Regions from separate parts of the Homo sapiens genome. Here region 2 is linked to region 1. A link is a contact called in ENCODE Hi-C or POLR2A ChIA-PET data. All regions are on one chromosome and are shown on one strand. Each heading gives the region's core, a stretch centred on a gene start or an enhancer-like site at or near the end of the contact. The rest is flanking DNA. Distances are from core to core; before and after follow the strand shown.

Region 1 (2,813 bases), core at 206-2,705:
TGACCAGCGCCACTGCTGCGGCAGGGGGGATGGAGAATCAGGGGCTGACTTGAGACTTTGGAGCTGGCCATGTTAGTGGATAGATGGTGGGGATGAAGAAATCAAACATCTTTCCTGGATTTCTGCCTAAGCAGCTGGAGGGTGGTGGTTCCCTTTCATAAAATGAGGAGGACAGTGGAAGGAATATGTTTAGAGAGGGGGATCAGAGAATAGTTCCCTTCTAGACGTGTGGAATTGGAGATGACTATGAGACATTCCAGAGGCAATACCAGGCTTCCAGAATGCAAATCTAGAGCCAGAAGGAGAATTCCAAGATGGAGACAAACCTGGGAATACAAATGGAATTTAAACCTATGGAGCGAGTAAGATGACTGTCAGTTTCCTAGGGCTGCTGAAATAGGTACCACAAAATATCTGGCTTAAAACAAAAGACATCCAAAATCAAGGTGTCAACAGGGCCATGCTCCCTCTGAAGGCTCCAGGGGTAGAGCCTTCCTTGTCTCTTCCTGCCTCGGGTGGCTCCAGGTGTTCCTTGGCTTGTGGCAGCATCACTCCAATCTCTTCCTCCCTTTTCACATGACCATCTTGCTGCTGTGTCAGTATCTATGTCCAGATTTCCCTCTGATATGGATGCAAGTCACATTGGATTAGGGCCCACCTACTCCAGTGTGACCTCATCTTAGCTAATTATATCTGCAGCAACTCCATTCCTAAATAAAGTCACATGCCAAGGTGCCAGGAATTAGGAGTTCAACATAACTTTTAGGGGGACACAATTCAACCCATAACAATTATCTAGGGCTGGGTGGAAGGAGAGAAGACGGTGGGCTTAGGACTTGGCCAACACACAGCAGTTGGATAGAAGAGGGCGAGCCTACAAAGGAAATGGGCAAGCCACAAGCAGAGAGGCGGGACAGATATGGGGAGCAAGCGATGTCATGAAAACCAAGAATAAGTGTTTCAGGGCAGGAAGGAATGATCACCCGCGTGAAAAAAATGTGGCTCCCAGGTCACAGAGCTAAGAAGTTGATCAACAGATGTGACAGCGTGGAGATCACTGCTGATCTCAACAAGTGCAGCGCGTCAGTGACGCAGAGTGTCCAACTCCAATTAGAGGAAGCTGAGCAAATGCTGTGAGGTGAAGAGGTGGGAACCACAGGGGGAGATGACTCTCTCCAGAGAGTGGGCCTTGAAGGGGAGCTGAGAACTAGGGCAGCAGCTGCTGGGAGACGAAGGGATTAGGAAAGGTTTGTGTTTGGGGCTTTTGTTTTGTTTTTTGTGTTCTGTTTTGTTCTTGTGTTCTGCTTTGTTTTCTAACGTGGGAGCCGCTAGAGCATGTGGTGTGCTGTGTCGGCTCGATTTTTATGTCTGTGTCTTTCTGTGACACACGTTTTGTATTCGACTCGAGTTGTCCTGTGTGCTTTGATGTGGCTTTCGCAGCATCAGAGGCCTTCGCAGACAGTACTGTCTCCCAGCCACCTAGCCAGATGCCTGGGCATTTGTTCTTTACGGTCGCAGCAGGAACATTCTGCGGCACGTATCATGGTACCGTGAATGGCTGCCATTTCATTTTCTTGGTGGACTACAAGCAATTTTCCCAGGCCCCGTTCATGTCACGTCAGTCGTCAAAATCTATGTCTGGTGTTTCCTGCTAAAGAACATCACTAAAGTGCCTTTGTGTGGCCATTTTAGTTGTTGCAGTCTGCCTTGTTCATCACTGGGGAATGGAAACTGGAAAACGAGGTTTCCGTGGGTTAGGAACAGCCTTCCGGGCCATGAGAACCACGTAACTAACCTGATAGGAAGGGCAGGCCCATAGTCAAGTTCAGAGAAGTCCCCTGGGGCCAGACCGGCCTTCCTAAGACTTACTTGAGTGTCAAACATCCAAACCTACAGACTGGAGCGTCAGACTTCCAAACGTCAGGCTGCAAGAGGGCAGGGGCCAGCCAAGAGGCCAGGTGACAAGAATCGGGGGACAGAGGTGAGAATGTGCTTGATCCTTGAGCCAGCAGTCCAGGCCAAAACTCTCCTCCCATGAAGAGGCCTAGATCCACGTGAGAGGAGGCAGGAGGCCACCCCTGACTCTAGAACAGGGAGGGCAGAGAGAAAAGCAGGTTCTGACACCATAATACTTTTTTTGGTAGTGTTCTTTTCAGATATTCCCTTCTTTTCTGGCCAGGTATGGTGGCTCCTGCCTGTAATCCCAGCACTTTGGGAGGCTGAGGCAGGTGGATCACTTGAGATCAGGAGCTTGAGACCAGCCTGGCCAACATGGTGAAAACCCGCCTCTGCTAAAAATACAAAAATTAGCCAGACCTGGTGGTAGGTGCCTGTAATCCCAGCTACCTGGAAGGCTGAGGCACGAGAATCGCTTGAACCCAGGAGGTGGAGGTTGCAGTGAGCCAAGATCATGCCACTGCACTCCAGGCTGGGCAACAGAGCAAGACTCTGTCTCAAAAAAAAAAAAAAAAAAAAACCTGAAACAGATAGTCCCTTCTTTTTTCTAAGGGATGTGATGTTTTAAATAAACTGAAACGATCTCTAAAGGCACTGCTAGAGGCAACCTGGCAGTAATCTTATCAGTTACACACAATGATGAGTGAACCTGGGGGCCCTGGTATGTGGCCAACACTGACACAGGTGGCCTAGGCAGGTGGTGGGCTCGTGGTCACATGGAAGACAAGGGTGCAGCAGGGACATGTCTTGGAGCCACCACAGGCATCCCCAGCTCATCAGTGCCAGTGAGTAAGAGTGGCCCCTGACAATACATGCGCAGTCCAATGTGGGGACCAAAGGAGACAAAGGCCAAAGGG
Region 2 (3,141 bases), core at 566-3,065, 45 kb before region 1:
CCTTAACACAGTGCTTTTGGGAGATTGCCATTGACTCAGAGTCTGAGATTTACCATTAGGCGCATTTGAAACAATAAACATGCATGGAGCACTTACTGTGTGGCAGGACATGGTGCAGGGTGCTGTGGGGAGGAGATGAGTAAAACAGTGTTCCTGCTCTTGAGGAGCAGTCAAGCACAGTCATTACGGCCCCACCCACCACAGGGACCCAGAGGAGGGCACAGGCACGCAGCGGGAGGGATGAGGGAAAGCTTCCCGTAAGAGGTGGTGTCCACACTGCACCTGAAGAAGGTGGAACTGACATCTCTGTCCTAGGTGCCTCAACAGAGCCCTTCATTCCAACCCCTCATTGCACATGTATAGTTACAGGTCTGGCTACCCCTGCTCATGGATGAGTTTCTTGAGGCTAGAGATGGGTTTTACCCAGTGTTCCTGGTGCCAAGCCCAGGTCTTGACTCACTATGGGCTCTCAGTGGATGTTTGATGAGTGAGTGAGTGAGGGCATGTGGTGGATGATGAGGCTGGAGAGGTAACAGGACTGAATCATAAGGACCTTGCCTGTCGTGAATATTGAACAGCTTGGCAATAGAGGGGGTTTTCCTTCTGAGGAGTGGAAGCAACGTGGTCTATGGTATGTGCCAAGTGAGGGCAGAAGCTGGGGCAGTAGCCACATTGGCATCTCACCATGAGTCCTCTACATGGCCCAGGGTCTGTACCAGCATGACATAAGCCGTGCACGAGTAACAGGAGTGTCAGCCAGATCCGAGGGCTCCACTGTGATGCCTGCCCTGGAAAAGATAGAGCCCACTCAGGCCAGGCCATGGTGGTTTGAGCACCTCCAGCACCAGGGGAGATGCTGTCCTAGAACCAGGGCCCCCAGTCAGTGGACAAAGAAATGTAGGAAGATTCCAGCTCAGAGAACATCAGACCTTCTGCTCCCTGGAGCAGTGGTGGCTGCATGGACCCAGGGCTTGGTGCATGGAAAGTCCAGGCTCCGCACGCTGTGACTCTCCTTAAAGTGAGAATATTTTTCCCAGGAGTGCAAGGGCCTTTCATGTGAGGAGTTTTAAATGTGCTCTCTGGTGGTAGCCACAGCATCCTTAATTTTCTTGTACAGCAAAAGTCAATTTGGAATTGCAGGAAAGGAGGCTTTGTTCTCAGGTGATGTTGAGCAGCCTCTTTTGTGGTCACCTCTTGACACCCACACTGAGCGGGAGGAGGCGAGGGGAGTGCAGCACTGGCGCTGATTATAGAAAACAGCAGGGGTTCCGGAAGAAGCCTTTGGCTTTGGAATTGGGTTTGTGCTTCCATTTAAATGTGGAGGTGCCAGGTGTTCTGATAATTTCACTGCAAAATTTTGAAATCCGCTAATAAAGACCATTTAGAAGGACCTGAGAAGTGGGCTGTGTCCTCCCTCCTCTCCCACCCACCTCTCTCCTGCCACCAGCTCTGACCTGGGATGGACGGCAGCATGCTTCTGTTATCAAAACAGGCCAAAAAGAATGAAAAGCTAAAAGCAGGGAAAACTTCACAAGTTTAGATAAAGTTTTCAAGTGATTAAGTGCTGTGGCAGTGAAAACATTGACCCAATTGCAACTTGTAGGCTCCATCAGAGAGCTGTGGTTGACGGGCTCTCCTGTACATTTATATCAGGAGAGATGTGTTACCGGCTCCCTCAGAGTGTAAAGTGTACCCAAAATAGAGCTTGAAGAGTGGCTTTATCATGGAGTGACTCAGCGCCAGCTAAGAGGAAAGATGAATATAGCGTGACGATGTTCTCCACAGGAAACCCATGGCACGAAAACCAGGGGCGGGGAGGGTGCTTGTAGCACAGTGGCCCTGTGGCTGCCTCACTGGGCCCATGGCTGAGTAATGGGCTGACTGATGGCAGCCCTGTGGAAGCTGGCCTCAGACAACACAGGAAGCCCGCTCAGATTGTCTCTCAGAGCCTGTTCCCAAATGGGAAGCCACCAGCAAAAAAATCCCAGTGGGCTGTGCTCTTCATGTCCTGGTTGGGAAATTCAGGAAGCACACGTGAACACACACATGCCACAGACATGAAAAAGGTTCTGTCTTCTGAAGGCTGTTGGCCGATCTTAACATGAATTTTAAAAAATGATTTGCTACATTTGAGGCATTTCTTCAAGCCAGTTTTGGACACAATCCCTGGTTACTTTGTTCCTGGGGACATTCAGTACCCATGTCTGCCAAGCCCTGTAGTTTTGAAAACATCCCTGGCCCTCACAAAAGCCCTCATAAAACAGCATCCCCTCAAAACCCAAGGCACCTGGTAAGGAAAGAATTAAAGCCAGTGACGTGAATTTAATGTTCGATCCCAAAACCAGAGTTGACTTGGCTTGTCTGGGTTGTTCACCCAGGGGAGGGCTCTCCTCCACAAGGCCCAAGCCCTACTGGGGCTGCTTGGGCACCAGCCACGCTGTGGGGAGGGTGTTAATCGTGACTGAATCGTGATTCCATGTGGGAAACAGTCCTGCAGTCGGGGGACAGGAGGAGCCAGGCTGGAATCCAACACAAACAGTCCAGGGGCAGAGGGAACATTCCCGGGTACCTGTGTCCCTGAGTGACTTGAAAATGCTGAACTTATGCTGAATTCTGTTTAATGATTATTTGCGGGAGGGGAACAGGCATTCTTAAGAGATCGGTTTACCTTAGGAAATCCTGTACTCCCCCTGCTTTCCGGCCTTCCGGCCTCCTTGTATCCTGCACACGCTATTCCTTTGCATACATTTGCAGCGAACTTTGCTCCCCAGGGTATCTGGCTTTTGGGATAAAGACTAATGTCCATGTCAAAATGATTCTTGATAAAAGCATCCTAGATGTTAAATATTTATTTTAAGCTAAATGTTCTACTTCTGAGAGGTTAAAAAACAAATGCCTTTTCATGCAGAGCCTTTTGCCAGTCAATGTTTGAGTTTCTTTAGGCTTTTTTATTTGGCTCTGCAGCAGCTAGCTAACCAACTGCATTCCTGAGATGAGCTGACAAGGAGGCAGAAATGAAGAAATAAACAAAAAGCCATGTTAATTTCAAGCTTCAGTAGGAATACAAAGAGAAATATTAACATTTGCTGAATGACAAATAATGAAATGGCTGGAAAATTTTAATGCTTCTAGCATGCTTTT

Evidence for each region. Hi-C counts contacts between places; a loop is a spot of excess contacts on that map. ChIA-PET counts read pairs that join two places held with the same protein, here RNA polymerase II (POLR2A). Pooled maps may share reads with other maps.
Region 2: a loop to region 1 is called in a pooled map, with 2.4 times the contacts of the local background. The contact joins two enhancer-like sites. A Hi-C loop is called at or near these places in 11 of 168 maps with a recorded cell type or tissue (CD14-positive monocyte, Caco-2, GM12878 and 7 more), 34 of 37 single-sample maps with no recorded cell type and 20 of 50 pooled maps. POLR2A ChIA-PET finds 5 or more read pairs at or near these places in 14 of 52 experiments (AG04449, AG04450, CD4-positive, alpha-beta T cell and 10 more).

What each region holds. Positions count from the first base shown.
Region 1 is chr7:139,634,338-139,637,150 of GRCh38, reverse strand. All of the region lies in intron 2 of HIPK2 (homeodomain interacting protein kinase 2), which reads left to right. Among named protein-coding and RNA genes, the nearest start is that of CLEC2L, 110 kb to the right of the region's middle. Within about 2 kb of position 1,455, at least 4 of the 41 ENCODE cell types and tissues checked have a DNase peak (open chromatin) inside an H3K27ac peak, as active enhancers do.
Region 2 is chr7:139,679,610-139,682,750 of GRCh38, reverse strand. All of the region lies in intron 2 of HIPK2 (homeodomain interacting protein kinase 2), which reads left to right. Among named protein-coding and RNA genes, the nearest start is that of HIPK2, 97 kb to the left of the region's middle. RefSeq lists enhancers at 1-77, 1,054-2,253. Within about 2 kb of position 1,815, at least 26 of the 41 ENCODE cell types and tissues checked have a DNase peak (open chromatin) inside an H3K27ac peak, as active enhancers do.